4 separate regions of the Homo sapiens genome follow, and all the other regions are linked to region 4. A link is a loop called in an ENCODE intact Hi-C map of the cell type or tissue named here. Cell type or tissue: A673. All regions are shown on one strand. Links, peaks and the distances in the headings refer to the core of each region. The heading gives the core; the rest is flanking DNA.

Region 1 (7,396 bases), core at 1,009-6,008, 48 kb before region 4:
GTTTAATTGGTTTATAGTTCTGCAGGCTATACAGGAAGCATAACACAGGCATCTGCTTCCAGGGAGGCCTCAGGAGGCTTACAATTGTGGTAGAAGGTAAAGGGGGAGCAGGTATCTCGCATGGTGGGAACAGGAGGAAGAGAGAGAGAGAGACAGAGACAGACAGAGAGAGAGAGAGAGAGAGAGAGAGAGAGAGAGAGAGAGAGAGAAAGAGGTGCCATGCCTTCAAATAGCCAGATCTTGCAAGAAGTCACTCATTATTGCGATAGCACCAAGAGGATGATGCTAAACTACTCATGAGAAATCCACCCCCACAATCCGATCATCTCCCACCAGGACCCACCTCTGATACTGGGGATTACAGTTCAACATGAGATTTGGGTGGGAACACACATCCAAACCATGTCAATTACCAAGGGACAAGTTAAAGAAGTTGGTGGACTCAAGCAGTTGACCGCTATGCAGACAAAATATATGTCCCCAGCAGAGGGCAGGCTTCTACCTACAACACATGTGATCATTTTCCCCGGTCCCTCTAGTTTGCAGAGGTTGAGGGCAGAGCTCAACCTGGAGTGTACAGCCTGAGACAGAGGGACCATGCTCCCTGTGTCCTAATGGGAAAGGACTCTTCTTGGGTAGAAATGTAGTTACTGAGTTTTGCTTTCTCCTATAGAGGAAAGATGAGCAAAAACAGGGAGATGGAGACCTGGTGAAGAGAGGGTGCAGAAGTGGCTAAGTGGGGTGATGGTGGTGAGGAGATTTGTTGGTGAACTACAGCCCGTAGGCCAAATCCAGCCCACCGCCTGATTTTGCATGGCCCAGGAGTGAAGAATGATTTTTTACATTAAAATGATTGAGAAATAAATTTTTTAAAAGAACAATATTTCATGACTTGTGACATTATATAAAATTCAAATGTCAGTATCCATAAATAAAGCTTTATTGGAAGATGCCAGACTCATGCACTTATGTATCGTCTAGGGCTGTTTTCCCCTGTGCAGAGTTGAAGAGTTTGGCAGAGACCACATGGCTCCCAAAGCCTAAAGTATTTACTATGTGATCCTTTACCAAAAAAGCTTGCTAACCCCTGCCTTATAGTATAATGTATGATTTTTTTGAAGAGTTAAACAAATTTAACATTTGCTGAGCTCTCTTTCTTGCCCAGCATGGCTATGGGCTCTTCTCATGTATGTAATATAATTCTGTAAACAATCCTATAAGGCAGGTACCATTATTATCTTCATTTCACAAATGAGAAAATTGAGACACCTCAGTAATTTTCTCAAAGTCAGACCATTAGTGAGTAGAAAAGCTGGGATATGAATCTAGGCTGTCCAGTTCCAGAGCAATAATGTGTAATATCTAGTTTCATTTTCTGGCTTGTTAGGTGATGTAATTCCTGCCAGTTATTTCTCAAAATGTCAGTATCTCTATGCAAACCATCACTTACTTGATCAGCCTTGCTGTGGAGAAAGGGATTGGGGTGTGCCTACACTTGGGGCACAGTGGGAGAGGACGCAATGGGAGGGGACAGTAACCTGGAGGAGTGGCACCAATTCACTCCTGGATTTTGCATCTGATGGCATCACAGAAGGGAGGAAATCATTGCACCCGCGTGTATGTGTGGTACATACATAGCAAATGTATAGAAGGTTTCACCCCAAACTGCAAATACTCTTTGCTCTTAAGGAATGAAATGGATAATGTAGAATTGGGAGATGTCTACATTTTAATCCTACATTGTTTGAAATTTTAAATGAAGTGAAATTTTAATGCTGTTTTTAGAAACCCGCATAATATGGTGAAAAGAACTCTCTGGCCTGGTTTTCCCTTTTGGGAGGCAAATCGGCTTAACTCTCCTTTAAGTGTCTTAGATATTGAGAAGAGATAGATTATTTAATAATCCATTTCCCCAGGATGGTGCCCAGAGGGAAAGAAGATTATCCAGCCACCAAGAAATGCCCAGATCCTCTATTTCAGATGAACCTGACTTAATCAGGAGTGGAAGGCACCCTTTCGTCTTTTCAGAGTTACACAGGGGCCCTGGGTTTCCTGTTAACATGAAGATGTTCATGTGCCCCAGTCCCAGCTTGTCCCACGTGACTGTCCTGTGGCCTGTTAGGAACCGGGCCATACGGCAGGAGGTGAGCAATAGGTGAAACAGGATTACTGCCTGAGTCTCGCCTCTTGTCAGGTCAGCCGTGGCATTAGATTCTCATAGGAGCGCAAACGCTATTGTGCACTGCACGTTCCAGAGATCTAGGTTGCACACTCCTTATGATAATCTAATGCCTAATGATCTGAGATGGAACAATTTCATCCCCAAGCCATCCCCCTAACCCGCCCCTGTTCGTGGAAAAATTGTGTTCCATGAAACCGGTCCCTGGTGCCAAAAAAGATGGGGACCACTGCAGTATACCTTTCATGCCAAGGTCAGGCCCAGCCAGTGACAGAGCCCAGGAGGGAGGCCTAGGACCTGGCCATTTCTGCCTATTTCCTCTAAGGATCAAGTTCTGCCCTGGGGCTCCCTGGGGGCTGGTCAGACCTTCTCAGAGCTGCCCCTCACTCAGAGGCTCTTTCCTCCCCATTCTCCCTCCTTCCCCTCTCCTTTCCTAGGGGTCAGCCTTGCAGCACCCTCCCAAAACCCTCCCTGCCTCCTGCTGCCACTGTTCTTATCTGCAAAAAGTGTTCCTCCCAATAAATGTCTTTCACGTCTAGCTCTGTCTTGACACCTGCTTCCTGAGGACCCCAAATGACACGTGCTTCCCATCTATCTGTATGATGGTTTTGTTTTTTTCACTTTTTGAAAATTACGTTTTGCCAGAAAGTCAAAGATAATCGTCTGTACCAGTTTAGCCTGCATATCTAGCATAGCATTTACACTAATATTTGCAGAATGAATGAATAAGAAAAAGCCTATTTTGCTTTCAGAGGCCACATGCACAACCAGAACCTGCAGTCTTGGTTGGGTTGGAACCCAGAGCTGAAGACAAACCAGGCCATGTTGCTGACTGTGCTTCAAAGCAACTGGAAATGCCTGGAAATCTCCTTACACTCGAGCTGCTTGGGTGTCTTGCTTTTGAATGTGTCCGTGTCTCCTACATGACCTAGTTTCTCCTCACTGAGTCCCTACCAGGGCAGAAAAGGGGCAGGCATGTGACAGACCATGAAGGTACTGCCCTAGGCAGAAGAGGTGCTGTGGCCTGCCAGGGCTGAGAGGCAGCCCCGTGCTGGGGAGGTCCTGGCACTGCGGTCCAACCCTCTGCACGCTGCCATTGAGGCCCTGCGGCTGAGTTACTCCCCAGGCCAGGTGCGGGTAGAGGAGGGCAGTCATGGCCACAGCCACAGGCTGAGTGGGAAGGGAGCTGGTTTCTTCAGGCCCTTGGAAAATCGGGGAGGAACTGGTATGCTAATTCAGAAATTCTCTCATAGCCTTGACAGGTACAAAATCTCTGAAAACCGGTATTTAAAATTATATTTCTAATCATGCCATTTTCTCTGCTTGGCAATTCAGGAAGTTGAATAGATGATTATGAATCATCCGCAAGTGTGGCTAATTAAATATTTGATCAATAGAATTTAGTGCTTTTCATCTGCAGAGAGCTTTCCTAACATTAACTAATTGAGCCAAAGGAAGGTATCACCTTCATTCTACAGATGGCAAAACTGGCAAAGGGAAGAGCTTTAAAGAAGCCACAAAATAAAACAAAAATTAAAAAGCGTGTGCATGCAGGCGGAGGGAAGCCTGGCTAAGAGGAACTGTGGTTCGCAGACTCCCCCAGCCCTTGGGCACGTTCATGTCACTGCACAATTTATCACTGCTTGCATCAGGGCAATGGGAACATTCCCAGGTCAGCCCATCGTAGAGTTCAGGTTCCTTGAACTGGAAACAAATGAGCCGGACGGAGCTGGAGTTGGCCCCTGGGGTCTTTAGGGGAAGGTCTTGGCCCAGTTCTGTGCCTAAGAGCAGAGGCTTCCTCTGCAGATCCTAGGACTGTGAAGCCGGAGGCGGCGCTGGAGTTGGAGCCTTGGCTTCTGCTGTGAGCAACAGCGCCACCTGCTGGCCATAGCCTTCCCTCAGCGCGGCTGCCCCTCGCCAGATGCAAAGGTTCCTCCTTTGTCGCTTCCGTATTTCCTTCCCTGGCCAGTCCCTGCATTTCCTTTCCTGGCTTCTCCAGCTGGAGGGAGGCAGCTGACAGGTTATATCAAACCTGATAGAAATCTGTTAGAGAGACATTCGGATATTAACAGCAAACATCTCCCCCTAACCCTATCACCCCTGGATAAAATTAGTGTTCATGAGGAAAGGTCTCATTCCCAGGCAGGTCTCGTTCCTCAGCTTCCACTGGAATGGGTCTCTTACCAGCGATGGGAGAATGAGGAAGAACTGAATGTTGGAGACCCTCCTCAGTAAAGGGCACAGCAGGTGCTTCTCGGGGCTGCCTGCGAGGATGTGATGAAATCATGCAGAGAAAGCAGCCTGTTCGGGCGGGGCCTGCGATTCCTCTCCCGCCCTTACCTAAAGCCCTCCCTGAAGCAGGAGGTGACCTTGGGCCTCAGTTTACCTCCATTATTCAACAACAATCAGGTACAGGGGAATGCGGACCACCACATCTGGGTGCCGTCCTTAAAGAGCCTTGCCCCACCCAGCTCTGTTATCTTAGCCGAGTCCCGTAACTTTCGTATGCCTTGGTCTTTTGTTTATGACATGACCAATCTATCTCCCAGGGCCATTCAAATATTTTTTAAGAGTCAAAATCTAAAAAGATTAATACTTTAAAATAGCAAGATAAGATTCCAAAACTTTCGATATTTTCAATGCAACAGAACAATTTCCTTTTCCTGAGCAGCTTATAAGATCAGAGCAGCATTTGGTAGAGCTGCCTCATGGTCACTGATGTCTACCGAGAAACGGCATTACTGTGTGGGAAACGCAAGTCCGCCATTTTCCACGTACCATATTGCTTGCTGGAGATTTCAGAAATATCTTTACATGAGGATCAGATGAGAGGAGAATGTAACAGAGTCAGCACCTCTAATGGTTTCAACATCAAGATCCAAGATAGAAGTGCTAGCGCAGGGCGCAGGATACTATGAAACCAGCCCCAGCCCTGGAAACACCCCGGGCCCCATGAGAAAGGGACGCACTAGGCCTGGGGATCCTGCGGACCAGAGGAATCAGTCGCAGGTGCTGTTGCCGGGTCATCCCCACATCTGAAGAGTCCCTTAGCCGGGTTCCCCTGGCCCGTCCATGTCCAAGTCCACTTTCCTTCTGTGCACCCTCACCTCAGCCTTGAGGCTCTACTTGCTATGCCCTTATCCTGCCTGTGCCACACGTAGGAGACTGGGTGTGCCTCTCCTTTCCCTCTCCTCCTTCCAGATCTTCTCTTTGGAGCTGATGGCTGGAGAACTGATGTCCAGTTGCAGTGAGAAATCCTGCCAGTCCTTCGAGGCTGATTCAGAGGACACCTCCTCCCGGAAGCCACCCTGATTCCTTCCCCTCCCTCCCACCTCCAGCCAGAAGTCCCTCCTTTGGACATGATTAGTTTCCTTGGGCTGTTGTGACAAAGTACCACAAACTGGGCTGCTTAAACAACAGAACCTTTATCGTCTTGCAGCTCGGGAGGGCGGAAGTCTGAGATCAAGGTGTGGGTAGGGTTGGTTTCTTCTAAGGCCTCTCTTCTGGGCTTGCAGAGGGCCGTCTTCTCCCCGTGCATCTGCACACGGTCTTCCCTCTGTGCATGCCTGCCGCCACTTCCCAATTTCCCCTTCATATAAAGACAGTAGTCAGATTGGATTAGGCCTACCCTGAAAACCTCATTTAACTTAATTACCCAAGGATCTCCAAATAAGGTCACATTCTGAGGTACTAGGGGTTAGAACTCCAATCTTTTTGGGGGAGTGGGTGAGGAGGAAAAAGTGGGGCACAATTTCACCCAGAACAGATTCTTGTTGCACTGCTATTATTATTATTATTTTTAGAGACAAGGTCTCACTGTGTGGTCCAGGCTTGAGTACAGTGGTACAATCATAGCTCACTGCAGTCTTGAATTCCTGGGCTCAAGTGATCCTCCCACCTCAGTCTCCCAAGTAGCTGGGACTACAGGTGTGCCCACTATGACTGGCTAATTTTTAAATATTTTTATAGAGATGGGGTCTCACTGTGTTGCCCAGACTGGTCTCAAACTCCTGAGCTCAAGCCATCCTCTTGCGTTGGCCTCCCAAAGTGCTGGGATTACAGTGTGAGCCACCATGTCTGACCCTGCATCATTATTTGTGCTTCTTGGTGAATTATCATTATTTTCACCTCTCCTGGAATGCAGGCCCCTTGGGGCATCAGAGCCTAGATATAAGGCGTATTTGTGTTCTGTTGACCCTTAAGCTAAGCACCCACTCAATAAATATTTGAATGAACAAGTAGTAAATATAAGTATTCATGAATGAATGCGGACCACTGCAAATAATGAGGGCTCTGGAATGTGCAACATGATACTAGAAATAGACTTCAGCAGATGCTGTGGCTGTGGTGATAACTGTATGTGAATCTGGGGAAAGACCCCATCTGACCAAAAAAAAAAAGTCTTCCCCACTGGGACCTCAAGTGTCATTGGCAAACGATGCTCCCTGCTGGATCTTTGCAGTTCCTGTTTTTAATAATGAATGGCCTCCTTCAGGAAGGGAAGCATGGAGGGTGAGCCTGGAGGATGAAAGGAAGTCATAAGGACAGGTAGGGTCCTGCTGCATCGTTGTCTTTTAGGACGGGCTCTGACACTAACCAAGTCTTGCAATCCCAAATGCACTCTTCCCCCGTTTGCTGTCTTCCATCTGCAGAAACCACTACTAAACATTGGGCTTGTTTTATTTTTCTTTGCTTCCATATGGGCTCTTGGTCAGTCGTTTCTCAATATTTCTTTTTTTTTTCGAGACAGGGTCTCACTGTCATCCAGGCTGGAATGCAGTGGTGCAATCACAGCTCACTGCAGCCTCAACCTCCTGAGCTCCAGCAGTCCTCCCAGCTCAGCCTCCTGAGTACCTGGGACTACAGGGACATGCCACCACACCTGGCTAATGGTTTAATTTTTTGTAGAAACAGGGTCTCATCATGTTGCTCAGGCTGATCTGAAACTCCTGGGCTCAATCTGTCCTCCCACTTTGGCCTCCCAGAGTGCTGGAATTGCAGGCATGAGCCACTGCGCCCAGCTAATATTTATTTACCCTTATGGAGCTAACAACTCGTGTTCCAGCCATTTCAGGATGAATGCTAAAACGGTGTTCAGATGGTAAATTTGGGCTTAATTCAGTGAGATTTAATAATAGACAATTTATGTCAATTTCCAAATAATACAAGTCAGTTCCAATATATCCCTTAAGAGACTTCCAGAACCCCATGGCGTCA
Region 2 (7,396 bases), core at 1,544-6,543, 67 kb before region 4:
ATCTTCAAGAATCCTCTATCTAAGGTTCTAAGCTTGTCCGAATGGACTTGTAGAGCTATAAGCACGTGTACCACCTTCTCAGGAAGGTGGCCGCTCCAATGCTCTCTGACTCTAAAGAATGAAATGATTATTCCCACCCGAACATCCATCTTCTCTGGGTTTACCGTCCCCTACTTACAGTCCGTAAAAAGGTCACCCTAGACTTGACCTCAGTCTCATTGTGACACACACAGCACGCCAGCGTTCTTAACCTTTTTGGTTACAGAGACCCTTTTAGAAACTTCATGAAAATTGTAAGTCATCTCATAAGGAGGATCTTACATGCACATCAAATTGAGCATACAATTTTCATGGATCCCTAAACTCTTGATACAAAGTTAATTCTATCTCACTATAATATAAAAGTCAAAAACTTACATAACCCAGAAAAGCAGAATTTGCAACATAGTAGAAATAGACCAGAGTGAAAGTTCTAATCCTGGTTCCACAACTCACCAGTCAACATTTAGGAGTCACTGAATCACTTGATGCCTCAGTTTACTCATATGCCCAATTAAGAATTATAAAATCATGCACCACATAATGTCTTGGTCAAGTACAGATCACATATGACGATGGTTTCATAAGATAATACTGTGTTTTTACTGTACCTTTGTCACTGTGTTTAGATACACAAATACTTACATTATGTTACTATTGCCTATGGTATTGAGTATAGTAACCTGCTGTACAGATCTATAGCCTAGGAGCAATAGGCTATACCATACAGCATAGGTGTGTCACAGGCTCTCCCACCTTGGTTTGTGTAAGTACACTCTGTGATGTTTGCACACAACGAAATCGCCTGATGACACAATGCTCAGAATGTGTCTCCATCATTAAGAGATACATGACTACCTACCCCATCAATCTTGCCTATTCCAGAAACAAAGTGAAATTAATAATATAAAATTGGTTTGATCAATTTATGAATTACATTGTCATTGAAAGTAGGAGAACTAGACCAGGAGGCACTGGTGTGACCCTGGAGTAGATGGAACTGTTTGTGCATGTGTCTTTCTTACCTTCCATTCTCATAAAGAATTAGCACATTCCCCACATACACCCTGGCCAGACCGTGTCTTTGGGACTGCAGCACTAAGGTGTGTTTTTGTTTGTTAACTTATTCCCAGTGCCTGTGTTGACCAGGAGGCTTTGGGAATAAAGGTACATAAAGGTCTTGGAGCCTGGATGAGCCTGTGGTCAAGAGATGGCAGGCAGTGTCCTTGAATTTGGAATGTGACTCACACTCTGCCTGTAGGGGAAGAAAAGAGAGATCAGACTGTTACTGTGTCTATGTAGAAAGGGAAGACAGAAGAGACTGCATTTTGAAAAAGACCTGCACTTTAAACAATTGCTTTGCTGAGATGTTGTTAATTTGTAGCTTTGCCCCAGCCACTTTGCCCCAGCCACTTTGACCCAACCTGGAGCTCACAAAAACATGTGTTGTATGAAATCAAGGTTTAAGGAATCTAGGGCTGTACAGGACGTGCCTTGTTAACAAAATGTTTACAAGTAGTATACTTGGTAAAAGTCATCGCCATTCTCTAGTCTCAATAAACCAGGGGAACAATGCACTGTGGAAAGCCGCAGGGACCTCTGCCCTTGAAAGCGGGATATTGTCCAAGGTTTCTCCCCATGTCATAGCCTGAAATATGGGCTCCTGGGATGAGAAAGACCTGACCGTCCCCCAGCCTGACACCCTTAAAGGGTCTGTGCTGAGGTGGATTAGTAAAAGAGGAAAGCCTCTTGCAGTTGAGATAGAGGAAGGCCACTGTCTCCTGTCTGCCCCTGGGAACTGAATGTCTCGGTATAAAACCCGATTGTACATTTGTTCAATTCTGAGATAGGAGAAAAACCGCCCTATGGTGGGAGGTGAGACATGTTTGCAGCAATGCTGCTTTGTTATTCTTTACTCCACTGAGATGTTTGGGTGGAGAGAAACATAAATCTGGCTTACGTGCACATCCAGTCATAGTACTTTCCCTTGAACTTAATTATGACATAGATTCTTTTGCTCACATGTTTTTTGCTGACCTTCTCCTTATTATCACCCTGCTCTCCTGCTACATTCCTTTTTGCTGAAATAATGAAAATAATAATCAATAAAAACTGAGGGAACTCAGAGGCCGGTGCCAGTGCAGGTCCTTGGTGTGCTGTGTGCCGGTCCCCTGGGCCCACTGTTGTTTCTCTATACTTTGTCTCTGTGTCTTATTTCTTTTCTCAGTCTCTCATCCCACCCGACTAGAAATACCCACAGGTGTGGAAGGGCAGGCCACCCCTTCACTGCCCTTGGGAGCAAGGGCAGAGCACATGAACTCACCATGCACCAGTTCTGGTCCTTGGTGGGGAAAGGCTGAAACTGGAACCAGGTGTATGAGAAGCAATCTCCCAGACTTCATAGTAGCTGCCAGATTGGCCTCAAGGTTGGCAGAAACCATCCTACCAGTGAGTGCCAGGTGGTTTGGAGCGAGAAGGGAGCATAGCCTGGATTGCTTGAGGCCTGGAGTTTGAGACCAGCCTGGGCAATACATGAGACCCTGTCTCTACTTTTTAAAAATAAAAAGTATTAAGAAATATGAGGAGAAAGAAATCATATTTCATAGTTAACCAACGGGTTGAAGTTGCAGTGCTTTTAGTTATCAGTGGAGATTGTACTGCATATGCTATCTTCAGATTTGAAGGTCATCCCAGTACAAGAACTGAAGATGTTCAACTAATTTAGCTGAAGTGATAACAGCTCTGAGGCAAGAAGAGTATAAGTCTAGGTTACTGGATCAAGGGATAGGTTATTAGGGCTCTCCAGAGGGACAGAACCAACAGAATATATGTATATATAAAAGGGGCTTTATTAGGGAGAATTGGCTCACGATTACAAGGTGAAGTCCCACGATAGGCCGTCTGCAAGCTGGGTAGAGAGAAAAGCTGGTAGTGGCTCAGTCCAAGTCTGAAAGCCTCGAAACCAGGGAAGCTGACCATGTAGCCCAAGAGCCCCCTGCAAGCCATTGGGGCAAGTCCCAGAGTCCAAAGGTCGAAGAACATGGAGTCTGATGTCCAAGGGCAGGAGGAGCAGCAGCAAGCATCCGGCCTGGGAAGAAGAAAGAGAGCCAGAAGACTCAGCAAACTGCTTATCCCACCTTCTTCCATCTGGTTTGTTCTAGCCGCGCTGGCAGCCGATTGGATGGTGCCCACGCATATCGACGGTGGGTTTTCCTTTCCCAGTCCACCCACTCAAATGTCAGTCTCCTCTGGCAACCCCCTCACAGACACACCCAGAAACAATACCAGCTATTTAGGCATCCCTCAATGTCATGAACATACAAAAAGGAAAGTTTTGTGATACTCTGGGAGACTCAGGGTAGGGAGTGGTTCAGTGATATTTTGGGATCATGAAAGGTCTGTTCAGTTTCTGTGTTCCATGGGAGTGGTTCTGAGCTGTTTGATTTAGTCAAACTATTTTAACAATCTCATACCCAAGTCATTCTCTATCCTCATCCACAACTCCCACATGCAAGCCATGCATACGTCTACAGGTGTCACATGGATATATTTTGTTATTCTCATTTCAGAAGAATATATTAACAGCATCCTTTTTCATCTTAATGTATTTTGTATTCATATATGTTAATTACCATACTCGTGTTGGTAATTTTGGCTAAGACAGCATACTTTTGAGGACTGATATATACATTATTTTAATGATATTGGGAATCTATGAATAAAACAAATGCATCTATCTAGTCATGTTTAGAGGACTTGCCTCCACCATTTATACAGCAATTAATTATGAGTAGTCCACTGGATCATTGTTAAAATCTGATTTCCTCTGAATTCTATCTGGAAGAAACTCTCCAAAATTTGTGACATATGAATGGTATTGCCTTGAGTCTCCAGAATTTTTGTAAGCTTGTCTCTTTTTTGTTCAATTTCTTTGGTCTATCCTGCAGTTCCCAAGATGGGGGAATGTCATTTGGAGTGTGACTCGCACTCTGCCCATGAACTCACCATGTACCAGTTCTGGTCCTTGGTGGTGACATTTTAATGAAAATCCTACCTTTTAACATGCACTGAACTCAGTTCTTGAAAGCCAGGTCATGCATTTTCTAGAACTGCGAAAATTGCTTGGTGCTTTTCCATGGTTAGCAATCACTTAGCATTAATACTTTAATAGTAATTGTGTTTCCATGTGGGTAGATGCAGCATTTTAATGAAATCTCCAGATTGTAAGGAAAGTGCATCTAAAGTCCAAGGAAAATATATTTAACAATATTTTAAAGGAGAAAGGAAGAAGAGATTTTGTTAGCTTTCCGAAATTTTAGTCGTTTAAGAGTGACCTTATTAAAATAACCACAAGATGGCATCAGTTTTCTATTTTTAAAGAAATATGGTAGTGGCCGGGCATGGTGGCTCACGCCTGTAATCCCAGCACTTTGGGAGGCCGAGGCGGGCGGATCACGAGGTCAGGAGATCGAGATCATCACCAACATGGTGAAACCCCGTCTCTTCTAAAAATACAAAAAATTAGCCGGGCGTGGTGGCGGGCGCCTGTGGTCCCAGCTACTCGGGAGTCTCAGGCAGGAGAATGGCGTGAACCCGAGAGGCGGAGCTTGCAGTGAGCAGAGATCGCCCCACTGCACTCCAGCCTGGGCGACAGAGTGAGACTCCATCTCAAAAAAATACATATATATATGGTACATTGGACTGAGGATTTCTTTTGTCTTTCATTTTTGCATGTTCCAAGTCCTAGTTATAGCTGCCTCTTGAGTTTATCATTCATGAGCCATAAACCTAGTAGCAGCTGGATCACATTTAAAGTCGATAGATGGAGTAACCAATTTTGGAATTCCATTCCTTGGACCACTTCCACATTAAGGAGAGAATAGCTCAGCTGCTCTCCTAAGCATTTTAGATGAAATGTCAGAGTTGGGGGTTTATACAACGGAGCAAGCCTAAACCCAGGCCCTCTCGCTGTCTATATCTATGATATTTCTTTCCTTCCTTCCTTCCTTCCTTCCTTCCTTCCTTCCTTCCTTCCTTCCTTCCTTTCTTTCTCTCTTTCTCTTTCCCCTGCCTCCCTCCTGTTCTTCCTTCCTTCCTTCCTTCCTTCCTTTCCTTCCTTCCTCCCTCCCTCCCTCCCTCCCTCCCTCTCTCTCTCTCTCTCTCTCTCTTTCTTTCTTTCTTTCTTTCTTTTTTCTCTTTTTCTTTCTTTCCTCCCTTCCTGAAATGTCAAGAGTTGGGGGGTTATACAACAGAGCAAGTCTAAACCCAGGCCCTCTCGCTGCCCGTATCTAGGATATTTCCTTCCTTCCTTCCTTCCTTTCTTTCTCTTTCTTTCTTTCCTTTCTTTCTTTCTTTCTTTCTTTCTTTCTTTCTTTCTTTCTTTCTTTCTTTCTTTCTTTCTTTCTTTCTTTCTTCCTTTCTTCTCTCTCTCTCTTTCTTTCTCTTTCTTTATTTTTCTCTTTTTCTTTCTTTCCTCCCTTCCTGAAATGTCAAGAGTTGGGGGGTTATACAACAGAGCAAGTCTAAATCCAGGCCCTCTCGCTGCCCGTATCTATGATATGATATTTCCTTCCTTCCTTCCTTCCTTCCTTCCTTCCTTTCTTTCTTTCTTTCTTTCTTTCTTTCTTTCTTTCTTTCTTTCTTTCTTTCTTTCTTTCTTTCCTTCCTTCCTTCCTTCTTTCCTTCCTCCCTCCCTCCCTCCCTCCTTCCCTTCCTTTTTTCCTTCTTCCTTCCTTTCTCTTTCTTATGTCTCTCTTTCTCTCTTTCCCTCTCTCTCCTTCCTTCCTTCCTTCTTTCACAGGGTTGTACTCTGTCACACAAGCTGGAGTGCAGTGGCATGATCATGTCTCATTGCAGCCTCCAACTCCTGAGCTCAAGTGATCCTCCCGCCTCAGCCTTCCAAGTAGCTGGGACTAAAGGTGCATGCCACTACACCTGGCTAGCTTTAAAAAAAAAAAAGTGTTTTAGAGATGTGGTCATGCCATGTGGTTCAGGCAGGTCTCAAACTCCTGGACTCAAGCCATCCTGCCACCCTGACCTCTGAAAGTGCTGCTATTACAGACCCCAGCCACTGTGCCCGGCCTGAGGGTATTTCTTTATTACACATCAGCAGATATTTTTTTACCTCCTTAAAGCACAGCAATTAAATGTTTACAATTACTCAACAAATCAGTCACTACAAAGTACTAAGTTCTATAGTAAAACATGTATGTGTTTCAGGATCTGGTTTAATCTACTCTCCTGATTCTAGATGATCTATTCTGATTATTTTATTTCAGTAATTCAGATATCCAGATTACTAATGCTTGTGTGGGTTTAGTAGGTCAATTGAAAAAGGCTACCATTCATTACTCTCCTTTCAGTTTTTCTGTATCATTCTATAAAAGGGATTCAGCTTTTAGGAAATAAAATCAGGCCAAATGTTCTGAGCTCCTCTGCTATCTTTGAGTTACTGTGCAACCCTTTCCTGCTTGTTTCAGAGCTCTAGACTCTGCTATGGGTACAGCTGTAACATGACCTAGAAGCGACATGGCTTATTTTAAAGTAGAATGATTTCTAAAACTACTGAATTTTCTTGGTTATATTTTATTTTTATTTATGATTTTATTATATTATTATCAGAAAATGGTTTATTTAATGTCAGTTCTTTGGAATTTGTTGAGATATCTTTTCTGGTCTAATATATGTAAATCCATATGTACTTGAAAATAATATTTACTCCTTTGTGTACAAGATCCTTTCTCCATAAATGTGCTACACATTTCTGTATCTTTTATCTGCTTTTCCTATCAATTTCTGAGTGAGAGAGATGTAAAATCTTTTACCACGATTGTGAATTTGTTAATTTATCTTTGTAATTCTGTTTGTTTCCATTATATTCTAGGATATTTTGCTTATGATCTTCTTGGAAATCTGTCCTTTTCTCAATATCAAATGTCTCTCTTTACCTCATTAAATATTTGGTACTGAAAAATATCACAATATCAGCACCATTTATTACTTTTTGTGTCTTTTTCTATGCCTTGATTTTTAAACATTTAGTATTGGTTTGTTTTAGGTATGTCTCTTATAGCAGGATTTAAAAAAATTTTAAAAACACCTAATTTTAAAGTTTGTCTCCTAATCGGTGTTTTATACCCATTTGAACTTTTTGAGACAGGGTTTTGCTGTTGTTCAAGCTGGAGTGCGGTGGTACTATCATAGCTTACTGCAGCCTTGACCTCTCAGGCTCAAACAATCTTCTCACCTCAGCTTCCCCTGCAGCTGGAACTACAGATGTAAAATTTATTTTTATTTATTTTTTGTTTTTGTAGAGACAGGATCTCACTATCTTGCCCGGGCTGGTCTTGAACTCGGG
Region 3 (7,396 bases), core at 1,466-6,465, 120 kb before region 4:
GCCTGTGCAATATAACAAGACCCCACTCTATAAAAAATCAAAAAATTAGCTGGGTGTGGTGGGGCACACTTGTAGTCCCGGGTTCTAGGGAGGCTGAGGTGGGAGGATGGCTTGAGCCCAGGAGGTCAAGACTGCAGTGGGCCGTGATTACACCACTGCACTCCAGCCTGGGTGACAGAGGAAGACCCTGTCTCTAAAATATATATATATATATATACATGTATGTGTGTGTGTATGTGTGTGTGTGTATATGTATATTTACTATATATAATAAATTTTATGTATTTCATATATATGTATTTACTATATATAGTAAATATACAGCAAATATATAAAAATTTACTGTATATAATAAATGCAATAGTATATTATAGTATAGTATTATAGCACATATAACAAATATATAGTAAATATATATATATTTACTATCAAAAACCAGAACGACATTGAGCTTTAAACTCCCATCCCTCTAAGTATTTCTGTTTTTATCATTCATACATTTTTTTGTGTTTGACAAAGTCTCACTCTGTCACCCAGGCTGGAGTGCAATGGCACCATCTTGGCTCACTACAACCTCCGCCTCCCAGGTTCAAGCAATTCTCCTGTCTCAGACTCCCAAGTAGCTGGGATTGCAGGTGCACCCCGCCACACCAGGCTAATTTTGGTATTTTTAGTAGAGATGGGGTTTTGCCATGTTGGCCAGGCTGGTCTCAAACTCCTGACCTCAAGTGGTCTGCCCACCTTGGCCTCCCAAAGTGCTGGGGTTACAGGCATAAGCCACCGTGCCCAGCCATTCATACATTTTTTAAAGATAATTACAAAAAAGAGATCTTTACCTGTCAGGGAAGTAAGAGATAAAAACATTTTTGGATCTTCTCAGGAGCTCTTTCTGATATAAACGCTATGCAAGGACACACATTCCAGAGACACGCCCCATCCATTCGGCTGCGCCGCTGCCATGGGAGGCCAAAGAAGCCTGCAGCTGTAAGCCTGGGAGAGTGACAGAAGAAGGTACGTGGGCCTCATTTAGAAAATGTAAATGAATCAAATGAGACACATTCAAATTATATCTAAGTATTGGCTCTGGAAATTGCATCTGTGGTGAGGGAAACTGGGGATAACTCCTAGGAAAAAAAATACAGAATATATATATATATATATATATATAAAGTATAAACCTCTTTGAGTTGCGGGTGGTAAGGTGGGAGGGAAATTCATAGGTTAGCCAATGTATGAGTGAAAGCATTCAAGTATATGCTTTAAAAATAATTTTTTAGCCTAAAAATTTAAAATTTGCACCCAAAGTTTTGTTTCACAGGTTGATCAACCAATTATCGGAGTCCCCTTCATATAAGTTATTTCACAATTGACCCTGTCATAAAGGAAAACTTTCACCAAAAATACCCTTTTTTTTCTTTTTGAGGTTTTCCCTTTATATGGAGTTGTGGAAAAGTAGAGTTTCTGACGGAAACTGTCTTGCTTTATAGCTAAATATAAGAGCAAATCCAAGTACAGCAGAAAACAATTATCCAGAAGTGGCCAGGGAAGCATTCCTGGCTTGTAGTCATGTGGTCTCAGGAGGCGGGCAAGCCCTTTGCACAAAACCCAAACCTTACAGTATGAATGGCAGGGGTGTCAAATCAGGGTTAATAATTCAACACAAGAACCAAGCCCAAAGGCCACCCAAAACTAAGTTCAGTGGCTGAAACAGAAGCCCAATAGGGGTGTGGCACTGTGCCCATATTCAACATAAAAATAAATAAATGGGCCACTGTGGGCAGATGTGAGGACATCCCAAGTTGTCCCCTGGGGACAGACCTCCCCACCCCCAGGTCCATCCAAGGTACAGAAGAGTGCTTTTCTCTAACACATCACCACCTTTAAATGAAGAAATTTTGTTTCCAGAAACTTCTTTTCTTTTCTTTTTCTTTTTCTTTGTGTGTGTGTGTGTGTGTGTGTGTGTGTGTGTGTGTGTGACAAAGTCTCACTTTAGCCCAGGCTAAAGTGCAGTGGTGTGATCACAGTTCACTGCAGCCTCAGCCTCCATGGGCTCAGGTGATCCTCCCACCTCAGCCCTCCTAGTAGCTGGGTCTACAGGTCACACTCCCATGCCTGGCTAATTTTTTATTTTTTGTACCTGCAGGGTTTCGCTAGTGTTGAACACCTGAGCTCAAGCAACCCACTCACTTTGGTCTTCCTGGGATTACAGGCATGAGCCACAGTGCCTGGCCTCCAGTAAGTTCTTAATAAAAAGGAAATAAGCTATATGCAATGATGGACACATTAAGCCATCATCATCCAATGTTCTCTTAATACAGATCATTCATTCAATAAGTGGACTCTGAAATTTTGCTTTTGGAAAGCCACCATACCTGGCACTGAAAAGGGTGCATTAGATGTAGACCAAATATTTAAATCTCTGTTATCATGGAAATCAAATGAGTGAACAAGTGTCAAGGTACGTTTGACCCTTCCAGTGTCTTCCCGATGCTGTTTGCTCTGATATGAGTTAAGATCTTGACTCTGGAGTCAGACTGCCTGGTTGTATTTAGGATCCACTACTAGCTGGTGTCCTTGGGAAAACAAAATAGGGATAATAAGAATATCTTATTCACGGAGTGGTCACGGGAATTAAGTGAGATGATATATAGGAAGCAAGGATTAAGTGAGATGATACCTAGGAAGCTGTAACAATGCCTGGAGGCAGCATGTGCTTTGTTTTTGTTGTTATTGTTGATACTGTTTCTATGTTTATATACATTTTTCTCTTAGAAAAAGAAAATTTTAGAATTTTCCTTTAGAAAAGAAAAATTTTTTCTAAAATATTATTAGAAAAAATATTTTGTCTAAAAAATAGTTTTCATATATAGTATATATATTGTATATATACTATATATACATTGCATATATATACACTATATATACACATTGTGTATACATATATGTATATATATATATATATATATATAGTAGAGATGGGGTCTCACTATGTTGCCCAGGCTGGTCTTGAACTCCTGAGCTCAAGCAATCCTCCTTCCTCGGCCTCCCAAAGTGCTGGGATTACAGGCATGGGACACTGCGCCTGGCCTAATGCTATATCTATAATGAATTTTTGCAACTCTGATATCTCATACATAGTCTAGGAGCCCTATAAACTAACTACTAGTGTTCTTTAAAAGATAACGTAAAATAGCAACAACGAAATAAAACAGTAGAATAAAAGTGCAAAGTTCTATGGCAGAATGGCGAAGGCTTAGTGTTGGAAACAATTATGAGAAAGGCAAGTTCCTCAACCTTCTAAAGTTTTGTTTTCTAACCTGTAAAATGGGGAGAATAATGAGTGCCTTGTTTTGGAGATGAGATGAGGTAATGTATGTAAAATTAGTAGGTTTGGTAGGTGCTATTACAGTGCAAATCGTTAATTGAGATATCATTTTTAATTAAAAGATGAAGATGGCCATGCACAGTGGCTCACACCTGTAATTCCAACACTTTGGGAGACTGAGGCAGGTGGACGGCTTGAGTCCAGGAGTTTGAGACCAGCCTGGGCAATATGGCGAAACCAAGTGTCTACAAAAAATACAAAAAAAAAAAATTAGCTCGGCATGGTGGCTCGCGACTGTGGTCCCAGTTACTAGGAAGGCTGAGGTGGGAGGATCGCTTGAGCCCAGAAGGCAGAGGTTGCGTTGAGCCAAGATGGCACCACTGTACTCCAGTCTGGGCAACACAGGGAGATCCTGTCTCAAAAAAAAAAAAAAAAAAAAAAAAGCCGGACTCGGTGGTTCACCCCTGTAATCCCAGCACTTTGGGAGGCTGTGGCCGGCGAATCACCTGAGGTCAGGAGTTCGAGACTAGCCTGGTTAACATGGTGAAACCCCGTGTCTACTAAAAATACAAAACTATAGCCGGGCGTCGTGGCGCGCGCCTGTAGTCTCAGCTACTCAAGAGACTGAGGCAGGAGAATTGCTTGAGCCTGGGAGGCAGAGTTTGCAGTGAGCCAAGATCACACAGCTGTACTCCAGCCTGGGAAACAGAGTGACAGTCTTTCTCAAAAAATAAAAAAATAATAATAAAAAAAGAAGGCACGCTGGCTGACTCAGGATATCCACTAGGTGGTGCTAGAAAACAATGGCCAATCATGAAGCATTCATTTTCAAAGACCTGGCATTTTAATCTTTTATTTGAGTGTATCAGGAAACAGTTTCTTTCTTTAAAAATTGTTTTTTATTTCAATAGTTTTTGGGGTGTCTTTTGTAACATGAATTATATAGTGGTGAACTCCAAGATTCTAGTGCACCCGAATAGTGTACATTGTACCTGATGTGTAGTTTTTTATCCCTAGCGCTCTTCCCCTTTCTGCATCTCTAAAGTCGATGATATCACACTGTATGCCTTTGCATACTTGTAGCTTAGCTCCCACTTATAAGTGAGAACATGTGGTTTTGGTTTTCCACTCCTGAAGAATAATGGCCTCCAGCTCCATCCAAGTTGCTGCAAAAGACATTATTTCCTCCATTTTAATGGCTGAGTAGTATTCCATGGTGTATATATACCACGTTTTCCTTACCCACTCATTGGTTGATGGGCACTTAGGTTGGTTCCACATCTCTGCAATTGTGAATTGTGCTGCGGTAAACATACGCGTGTGGTGTCCTTTTCATATAATGACTTCTAGGAAACGCAGTTTCGATGAACACTCCAACCTACATTCCTTGCATCACTTTGGGACTTTTACCTACTCCTATAATTCTCAAACATTTCCGCCCCTCTGCCTTCCAAGTAAGATGCTTACTCAGCCAACAATTCCTGAGTGCCTGCTGTCTGCTAGGTGCTGGATACACAAAAATGAAGAAAATGCAGTGCCTGGGCCGGTCATGAATTCCACTGTGGATGCGTTAAGTTTGAAGTTCCTGTAGTACTTCCGGGTGGAGATGTCCAACCAGCTGTTGACTATTTAGATTTGAAGCTCAGAATTGACATTCAGAATCAGGGAGACATCATACTTTGTCTGTAGTTGATCGTGAGCTTGAAAAGCATGGCCCAGGACAGAGCATAAAGTGGGAGGGGCTATGAGCGGGTACAGAATCCTGCAGAACGTGGGCATGCCAGCGAGGAGACAGGCTCGCGGAGGACAGAAGGAGGGTTCCGAGAGCCGCAGGCAGAAGCAGGGCAGGGTGGTGTCAAAGAAACCGGGGGGTATGAAGGGACAAAGGACGAGTGTCCCCTAGAAGAGAGAAGAAAGCCCATTGGATTTGGAGCAGGAAGAGGCCCACTGAGAGTGGCCTGGGGACAGAGTGCATGTGAAGACAGCCCAATATCGGCTGCTTTTTAAAAAATGTGGATGAGAAGAGGAGAGTCAGGATAGTTACTAGAGGAGCACTGAGGGTAGGGGGGAGTCGGTTGGGGGGCTTGGTTGGTGTTTGGCTGTTTACTTATTTACTTATTTGCATTGGGAGAAAGGGATCTGATGGCATTTACAGATGGAGGGAAGGAGCCAATAGTGAAGGACAGGCTGATGATTAGAACACATGAGAAGGGCTGACACCCCATCCCACCACTTTTCTCCTTGTCCCAAACAAGCTGTGTGCTCTTGGGTGGTTTCCTGCCCCCTCTCATCCTCAGGCACCTCACCTAGAAAAACATACAGAGTAAAATGGTGAATCGTGTGTAAGATCTCTCCTAGCTCTAAGAAAATTCCATTTCCAAATTTCAATCTTTCAGCTATCTAAACAGCAAAGGGAAGAATTATACAGGTTAAGTATGTTTAAATAACTGTCTTTGAAATGAAAGCCAACATTACAATATCTCACGTCACTAAATGCATGCATGTGGTAAAATGCAAAGCAACCCACTCAAAATAGTTGGTGTGTGGTTAACTGTGTAAATGGCATGTCTCCCTCTGCATGTGAATCTAGAGGCTGGCCCTTGAGATCCACCATCCATATATGCCACAGTTGAGTCTTCAGATCCAGCCTGTCGGTATTTCCATTCTCGAGCACTGGGTAATGTGGTCCTGGCATAGCTCTGTGCCAAACACGTGGTTAACACTTGGACTTATAAATTGTTTATAATCAGCCTCCCTGGCCAATTACAATAGAGAATTTGTATGCAAGTGAAGATATTCAGGCATGCAGAAAATTAAATAAACAGTCTATACACATGTTGAAATACATCTTGCAAATTGCAGGAAACATATTCACATTACTTTTTATGAAGGCCTCGGCTGTGTTTAAGAGGCCCTTTCTAATAAGGAATGTTTTGACTATGATCCTCCCAAGACACTATAGCACTCAACACAGAAAGATACAATTTTCTTATTCATGAATGTCATAAATGAGCTCAAGAAGGCCTTGGCACGCTTCTTCTGTGCCCTAGCAATGGAAGGTGAGTGCTAACCTCATTCATTTCCTTGATGAAAAGGTATCTTGATTGCTCTGCATCTAGAAGAATGGCTACTTTAAGTCCCAGGGGCACTTAATAAAACGTCTTCGGACTGAGTGACACTGATGAGCAGAGAGCAATTTCCATTTCCCTCCTATGATCTAACAAGTAGCCGGGGGCCGGTTCTTCCAGATGCATCCTCGGCTTGGTAGCACACAGAGGTCAGTCCATTAGGGAGGCCAGACCTCCAAAAGAAGAGGCTCTCAAAAAGACAAAACTTGGTGACCACATTCCCCCAACTCAAACATCATTAACACCTTCATTCTTGGGACAATGATAAAGTTTCTTGATGAGTGTTGATAATTACCTACTTTAAAGATTATTCAGACCCCCTGCTCTCTTTTCTGTTCTCTCTCTCTCCCTCTCTCAATCTCTCTCTACCTTTTGGTGCAGAAAGAGAACGAGCAAAAATCAAACCAGTCATCTGGGCTCCGCGATGAGCCTTTCAGGTTGAGAGATGAGTCGCCAGGAGAGTCAGGGAGGTTTGGCCGGAAGGAAAAGATGGCTTGTTGCTGTGTTTCTGTCTCTCCTGTTGCGTTTGCTCTCATTACTGATGAACTGGGGGACTGACTGAAGAGAGGGGCTTCCTGTATCTGTGCTCTCTGGGGGCCGACTTCTGCCTGCCTTTCTGGTACCCGTGCTCTGCCAACAATGTGCGGCTTGCATTCAATTTGCTCAAACACTCACCGACTTTAATTAACTGATTTCTGTTCCAAGAACCAACATCAAATACTCTTGTGATCTTCCATGGTGAAGCAGAAACCACTGGGTGAGGGGACAGGAAATCGACCCGCCCCCAACTCCTGCTGGTTACGCTGAGCTGGGGCCAGAAACACCCCATAAACCCTCGGGCAGTCATTTATTAGAAATAATGTCATTGAAATGGAAGTTGCCATGGTACAGTGGCCTCCAGCTGAGAGCCCAGACTCCTGGGGAGGAGGGAGGGAAGAGGCCT
Region 4 (7,396 bases), core at 858-5,857:
CATGGATGTGCCCTCTGCAGGCGAAGGAAGCCCTTCTCAGTGGAGGAAAGACGGAGACCCAAATAACTCACTTGGGTGCATAAGGATCGAAAATGACATCGAAGTCCTCATCCATCTCCACAGGACTTCTTGGCATATTATAATCCACGCTGCGGTAAAATTTGGCAAAGGTTTCATCATCATCTGGCTTCATCACCTCCTTCACAGATTTGCCGGTGACAGTGAGCACCGTTTCGTGCATCCCGCCAACTATCAACAAACAAGCAAAAGACATAAGAGTTTTATAAAAACAAGGACTCCAATTATGCTTCACAATAGTTTAAAAATTCTATTGCCTCCTAAGTTCCAGGAGTGGAAGAAACACGGTTGTGATATACAGGGTCCTGTGGTTGCTTCCCAGGCCCTTACTTAATCTCTGACGTAAGGACTTCCCACCTGAACAAATCTGCAGTAAAATGGGAGAGAGGGAGGCTGACCATACTGCACACACGCGCCCACTGAACGCTTCTGAACCTGCCCTTGCTTCTGTTGAGGGTAGGTGAACCAGCCTCAGCCTCATTCTACGTGAAGGGTTGGCAAACTTTTTCCAAAAAGGGCCAGCCAGTAAACATTTTAGGCTTTGCATGGGGAGGGGTGACATGGGGCCTGTGTTGCGACAACTCAGTTCTGCTGTCTTAATGCAAAAGCTATTGACAATAGTTCACAAATGGGCATGGATATGTTTCAATAAAACTTTATTTACAAAAACAGGGCTGGGCATGGTGGCTTACGCTTATAATCCCAGCACTTTGGGAGGCTGAGGCTGGGGGATCGCTTGAGCCCAGGACTTCAGCCTGAGCAACATAGTGGGTCCCCATCTCTACAAAAACAGAAAAAAAATTAGCCAGGCTTGGTGGTGCACGCCCATAGTCCCGCCTACTTGGGAGGCTGAGGTGGGAGGATTGCTTGAGTCCAGTTCAAGGCTACAGTGAGCTATGATGGCACCACTGCACTTTAGCCTGGGTGACAGAGCAAGACCCTGTCTCTAAAAAACAAACAAGAAAAAAAAAAAGCAAGTGGGCAGCTGGATTTGGCAATGGCCATCGTTTGCTGACCCACGGGCTAGATCACTGCTCCATGTGTGTAATAAATGCGTTGCTGACTGGCATTCCCTGCCTAGCCAGTTCAGTTATTATATTACACTTTTATATTTCTGTTCAGTGGTGGTTGTATTATTTTCAACCTTTTAGTGGTCACTGTCAATAGTAGGGACTCCCAGCGCCTAGTATTTGATAAGTTTCCAGGATTGGGCATTTTAATCAAGAGATAAAAGGCTGTTTTTGCATATTGCTCTTTTATTTGGTATACCGCATTGACTTTTATATTGAAACATTTACTTCAATATTCATTTGCCATAATTTTCTTTTAGAAATCATTTGTGATTATATGAAATAATATTAGCTTTTACCTTATTGGAAATTGATAACATACAATTTAAAGTTCACCAGGCCCAAGGTCACGTTGATTTTGCCGACACATAATAATCTGCTTTCAGAGTTATAAGCAAAATCACTCAGTTCACAATTCCAATTGGATGGCATCCCAAGGGCTTAGATTCAAGAAAAAAATGTATTATTGGGAGTCCCCAATTTAGTACGTTATCAAGTGAATCAGGGCTTGTTTCTCTAATCAGTCTTGACCAAAACTTCTTTTTTTTGGCTGAGGAAGAAAAGCAATCAGAATTAGGATTTAGAGATTCTGAGAGCAAAGCCTTCTGGCTTCCAGTAGGTACCTTTGTTATTCAGCCTTCTTAGAAAGGTTTCCAGCCTGTCCAACTTCAGGTCCGATTCTAACTGCATATCTGGTCTGGCTTCGATATCTAGGCAAGCAGAAACCGTCAGTGAGACAGCATCACTAAGGCCTCTTCTGATCAGAAACTGCTTGGCGTGGCCGGGGCCTTGGCGACTTACCTTCCAGGGGTTTGGAAACGGGTGTGGTGCCTCTTGTTTTACCGCAAATGGGTGAGGCTACTGGGGTTATGGCAGTAGGTGACGCCAAACCTGTGGAACACACAGACGAGCTACTGAGCATCTCAGGGTCACTTCTGGAAATCTCCGGGACCCTGGTGGATCTCCAGAAATCCCAGGGTAGACGGCACAACATATAAGAATTTACACACATGCAGGCACACACACACACATTTCACACGTACCACGACTGTGGGACAACCAACTGCAAACGTAGACTGGATTTTATTATTTCCAAGGACTGTAGTGGCTGACAAGCCGATATTCCAAAATGAACGGTGGAGACGTGGGAAAACATGTCCATGACACGTTAACTTGGGCAAATGCAGCTGTGAGTTCTGAGGCCCTTCGGAGATGGCAGGGGCAGCTGAGAGTGCATTGGTGCCATCTGCAGAATGAGCTGTGTCACACTTGCCAGCAAGTGGCCCCCCGCAGTGGAGCTCTCCTCCAGGCTGAGGGGAGGGAGGGACAGTGGCCCTGGGGACATGACACAGACAGTAACCCAAGGAGGGCCAACCTTTCAGAAGAAATTACAGACCAGGGCAGGTCTGGACCGACTGTGCGTGTTGGAAGTCCTGTCCATCTCCCGTGTGGGCAGAAACAGGAAATGCTTTTCCTAGTATATTTACCGAGAAGCAGAGTGGGGAATCTTTAAAAGGGCAAGTGGTGAGAGACACATGAAAGGGAAAGGGAGGAATTCCTGCATGGAGAAAGTATCCAGCTGGAAGAAGAAAACTTAGTAAACAGAAGGATGAGTATCGCTTCCCTAATCTAAGTGGAAGGCATTGGAAAGAAAACTGATTAGTGCATTTACAAAAAAACAAAATGAGATGTGAATGTTCTCTGTACTCATTTGTAATAAATGTGAAATCCTTAGATGACATTGCCACTTAGATGACAATGCATCCCTGGACGAACAACATCGAGAGGTTATGCAAATCACTATCACAAGGAAAACCAAGGGAATAAATGATTCTGCCCCTTCCTCCTGTGAATGGGAGAAGTATTATAGCATTAAAAAATTTAATAAAAAAAACCATTAAATGGTTTAAAACTCAAGTTTTAGTAATATTCTACAAGTACGTCTCATTATATACATATATTTGATTGATGGTGTCAATAAAAGTTTTAAAATTTGTTTCAATTGCCAGAACTGCAAAGGGTTTCCATCCATGAGAAAGTAAACTTTCTTGAAAGATGATAAATAAAATCTGGTATCACAGGGTGGGGAGGGAAATCTTTACTCACTAGAAGGATGCTTAAGAGAAGAGACATCAGAGGAGTTCATTAGCACAGAGGCCGTTAACTCCGCAGCTAATGAACAGGACTGACTCTGAAGGCTGGTTTCCAAAGCAACCGGAGAAATCCATCCGTGTCCTGGCCGGTGCCGGGCAAACCCCGCTGCCATGGCTCCCCCTGCTGGCGGTTCAGGCAGTGGCACTATGCAAACGTGCTCCCCACCTAGCTAAGGATCCTTAGGGAATGAATGGCTCATGGCAGGGAGATGCAAATTACAAAATGTTAAAACAAAACAAAGATCTCCCCCATAGCTCTTTTCAATGAATTCTAGGTACAACAACCAGTCACCTACTCTCTTCGGGAACATTTTCACAGATGTCAATGTGGACAAGGGCAGTGGCATTTGGTAGTAAGAACCCACTTACAAATAAATTAGGGTTTTTAAGGTGGAAGAAAGAAAAGAAACCAAAGCGGAAAGTCATCAAGATAAAAGCCTGGGCTAGAAGCTGGAAAACCTGAGGTCTGGTTCAAGTTCTCAGTTCCAGTTCTACTTAGTCACCCTGCACCTAACGACGTGCTTCTGTTAAAGAAGGGTTGGGGCTCACGTTAAAGGAGTTTAAACATGAGTATCCAGTTCTGTGATCTGATGCAGAAAATTGGCAAATGGTACCTCATTCTGTGAGAGTAAATTATATTTTCACCATTCCAAGATAAGGTAAGAATAGATTTGTTAGAAAGGATTCCCCACTAAGATTTGAGTTAATCACCATTCAGGGATTTCCCACGTCTCGCTCCTTCCCTTCCTTCTACAAACATTCATTATATACCTATAATGAGTTAGGTACTCTTCATAAAAGTGTGGATTAAAGGTTCTGAGAAAAAGAAAAGCTAAGCCTCTATATTTGATGACAAGATGTTAAGAACAAGTGAATGTGAAAACGTATACCACTATGATGGGAAATCTGCTTTTAAATAATAGCTTAGAAAGTGATGGTATGTGCATATAGGTGACAAAGGGAACCCAAATTTTAATCATTTCCTGCAGGATATGAAATAAAGCCCCAAACACTCTTATGAAGCCTCAAAGCTCTCCAGTAACTTTACTAACCAAGTGATATGTAAGTCAGTTTCATAAATTTTTGAATATAGGCATCAAATCAGTTCCAAGAGCTCAGCAGCAGAAGATTGCAGCAGGGACATCCCACTGCCTAGGAACTGAGGACATATTTTAGACATCTATTAAAGCATATCCGGATTTGGCTTTGGTCAGTCAGAGAAATCAGGTTTGATGGAGAAGGACCTAGGAATTAACCTAAAAGGAAGAGGGGATAAACTTCTTTATTGTGAAAGGCTGACTTAGGGTACATGGTTGCCAGGTCAGAAGGAAATGGAAACAATTTAAAAGTAATTATGGGCTGGCGGGGTGGCTCATGCCTGTAATCCCAGCACTTTGGGAGTCCAAGGCAGGTGAATCACCTGAGGTCAGGAGTTCGAGACCAGCCTGGCAAACATGGCAAAACCCCGTCTCTACTAAAAATACAAAAATTAGCTGGGCATGGTGGCGCGCGCCTGTGATCCCAGCTACTCGGGAGTCTGAGGCAGGAAAATTGCTTGAACCTGGGAGGCAGAGGTTGCAGTGACCTGAGATTGTGCCACTGCACTCCAGCCTGGGAGACAGAGCGAGATTCTGTCCCCTCCACCAAAAAAAAAAAAAAAAAAAAAAAAAAAAAGAAAAAAGTAATTATGGGGGCTGGGCACAGTGGTTCACGCCTGTAATCCCAGCACTTTGGGAGGTCGAAGCGGGTGGATCACCTGAGGTCAGCAGTTTGAGACCACCTGGCCCACATGGTGAAACTCCGTCTGTATTAAAAAGATGAAAAATTAGCCAGGCATGGTGGTGGCGGCCTGTAATCCCAGCTACTTGGGGGGCTGAGGCGAGAGAATTGCTTGAACCCGGGAGGTGGAGGATGCAGTGAGCCGAGATCACACCATTGCACTCCAGCCTGGGCAACAAGAGTGAAACTCCGTCTAAATAAATAAATGTAATTATGGGAAAAGACCAAAATTTGTTAGCAGATTTGAACTGCTTTTGAAACCTACACTTGCACTCAATTCCAAATGGGTAAGTTTTGAAATAGTGACAAATGGAATTATGCATCACTGTTTTATGACCTTCAAATACTTCCAAGAATCATATAAAGTTTAAAGAAGATACTATTTATGAAGAAAAGATATTCAGTAGAAATATCTCACAGAACCTACACAAAAAACATTTATAGAATGTCAGTAAGTTTAAAAAATTTTAAAAGAAGGCTGGGCATGGTGTCTCAAGCCTGTAGTCCCAGCTACTTAGGAGGCTGAGGTGGGAGGATTACTTAAGCCCAAGAGTTTGAGACCAGCCTGGGCAACACAGCGACACCCCATTTCTACATAAAAATTTTTAAAAAGCCAAGCATGGTTTTGCACACCTATAATCCCAGCTACTAGAGAGGCTGTGGTGGGAAGATTGCTTCAGCCCATGAGTTCGAGGCTGCAGTGAGCCATGACTGAGCCACTGCACCCCAGCCTAGGCAAAAGAGCAAGACCCTGTCTCTTAGAAAAAACTTAAAAAGACCATGGTTTCTTCTTTTAAATTGAGCTATCACGTACCACCATGCCCTCCATGGGTAAGTGTGCTCACGTGTGTGCATTGTGCACACACCACACACATGGACACACACACACTGACCTTTCTTCACCATCCTGCCAGCCACAGTGAACTGGGTCGAGTCGTTGGCCGCTCCTCTGCCTCTCGTCTTCCAGGCCTCCTCTCTCACAGTGATGAGCTGCTTCCTCTCCTCAATCGTCATTTGGCTCTCTCGACTTTCTGTGACCCGCTGTTCATAAATGTACAGAAGAGAAAACAGGAGAGAGAAATGACAGCGGTGTGGACCTCAGCCTGCAGCATTTCATGAGTGAAAAAAGCAGGTTGACAAAGAGGAGTAAGTATATTGTCCAAAGATGTTCAAAAATGTTCTATCTGAAATGGGCTTGGCTTCCTTACGTCCAGGTTGGGTGGAGATCACCATTGGCGATGCTGTAACTTTAGATGAATGCCTCTGTCCTGTGACTTACTGGTTTGGGGCACTGGAGCACCAGAACAATCCTTTGTAAGCACAAACAATTAAAAATAGATTGTTTTCATGCCCTGGACTCTACAGGGTTTTAAAGTTTCTCTGTCTTAACCCATCTAGTTAAACTCAGTTAACTGGGAGATTTTTATCCCTATATACTCACAAAGAACATGATTGATCTAGAAAACTTTATCCATGTGAGCACACAAGGAACTTGCCCAGTTAGAGACAGGGAAGGCTGGTTAGGAATAAGGGGCAGGAGAAGGTTTTCTGGCACTCTGCTTGCTTTTTCCTGCAGCCACTGATGTTCTGCGGGCAGGTAGACAACCAGGAGAGCCCACAGAAGTGGCTTTAAACTGTGAGACATCTGATGTTGAGGGTGAACTATGCTGTAGACAAAACCTACATGCACGGTAACATTTCTACTGAAAATGCTCTCAGCAGTTTCTAATTGGAATATTTCTGGAGAGATCTGCTTCTTCCATTTCCAAGCCATTGATGATGCTCATTAGGCTTGCGGTTGGGGATGTGGCAGGAGGGGAAGGGGAAGAAGCTACAGGGGACTCAAAGGGCATCAGGAAAGGAGGAGGGGCTCAGGACAGGCCTGGGATGGGGAGATGGGGCTGAGGAGGGAGGGACAGGAGCAGCGATGGAAGCAGAGGACAGGGCTCATGCCACTGAGTGATGTGTATTGGGGAGAAGAGTGTAGGTGGTGGTCGCGGGCGATACCAGGGCAGGAGGTCCTCAAACGCTGGCCGGCAGAGTTTGCTTTTCCTCTGTCTTCAAGCCATCCCTCCCTGCACCGCAAGACCCCTGTTTATGGCGAGGCACTGGGCTGGGTGGGGAGCGGGGGAGAAGCACAGGAGGTGTGGAGCTAATGCCAAGGAAGGAAGAGTGCAAAGGTGCCCCCTCCAGAGCAGAAGGCACGTCCCTGGCTGTCACCTGCTGGTTTCTGGAAGGGGCTCTGGAGGCCGGTGATGGCCTCCTGGGTTTGCCCTCTCACTTTCCACTGTCTCTTGAACCCGAGGAAGGCTGCTG

What was found. A loop is a pair of places that touch in the nucleus more often than their neighbours do. Peaks named below come from ENCODE experiments on the same cell type or tissue, not always from the same donor. Only the 100,000 strongest peaks of a DNase experiment are listed, where the experiment ranks them.
Region 1: it touches region 4 in a loop (2.7-fold over the local background); 11 of 110 quality-filtered maps call a loop at or near these places.
Region 2: it touches region 4 in a loop (4-fold over the local background); 9 of 110 quality-filtered maps call a loop at or near these places.
Region 3: it touches region 4 in a loop (3-fold over the local background); 27 of 110 quality-filtered maps call a loop at or near these places.

The regions. Positions count from the first base shown.
Region 1 is chr10:29,445,139-29,452,534 of GRCh38, forward strand. All of the region lies in intron 2 of SVIL-AS1 (SVIL antisense RNA 1), which reads left to right. Among named protein-coding and RNA genes, the nearest start is that of SVIL-AS1, 39 kb to the left of the region's middle. In A673, for the core only: a CTCF peak has its summit at 4,080 (motif pointing left); a DNase peak (open chromatin) is centred at 4,074; H3K27ac peaks cover 4,274 bases.
Region 2 is chr10:29,425,416-29,432,811 of GRCh38, forward strand. All of the region lies in intron 2 of SVIL-AS1 (SVIL antisense RNA 1), which reads left to right. Among named protein-coding and RNA genes, the nearest start is that of SVIL-AS1, 20 kb to the left of the region's middle. In A673, for the core only: CTCF peaks have their summits at 4,376 (motif pointing right) and 4,610; DNase peaks (open chromatin) are centred at 3,226, 4,936, 5,876, 6,486 and 1 weaker place; H3K4me3 peaks cover 1,440 bases; H3K27ac peaks cover 4,856 bases.
Region 3 is chr10:29,373,440-29,380,835 of GRCh38, forward strand. It overlaps LOC105376473 (a long non-coding RNA gene), which reads right to left and starts at 1,480. Exons shown (of 3, transcript XR_930786.3): 1 at 1,405-1,480; 2 at 837-990. It overlaps LOC107984217 (a long non-coding RNA gene), which reads left to right. Exons shown (of 3, transcript XR_001747402.3): 3 at 881-931. In A673, for the core only: a CTCF peak has its summit at 4,105 (motif pointing right); a DNase peak (open chromatin) is centred at 4,112; H3K4me3 peaks cover 102 bases; H3K27ac peaks cover 2,036 bases.
Region 4 is chr10:29,493,143-29,500,538 of GRCh38, forward strand. It overlaps SVIL (supervillin), which reads right to left. Exons shown (of 38, transcript NM_021738.3): 18 at 5,974-6,121; 19 at 1,950-2,039; 20 at 1,772-1,858; 21 at 72-249. Among named protein-coding and RNA genes, the nearest start is that of MIR604, 48 kb to the right of the region's middle. RefSeq lists an enhancer at 3,216-3,717. In A673, for the core only: a CTCF peak has its summit at 3,429 (motif pointing left); DNase peaks (open chromatin) are centred at 2,439 and 3,419; H3K27ac peaks cover 746 bases.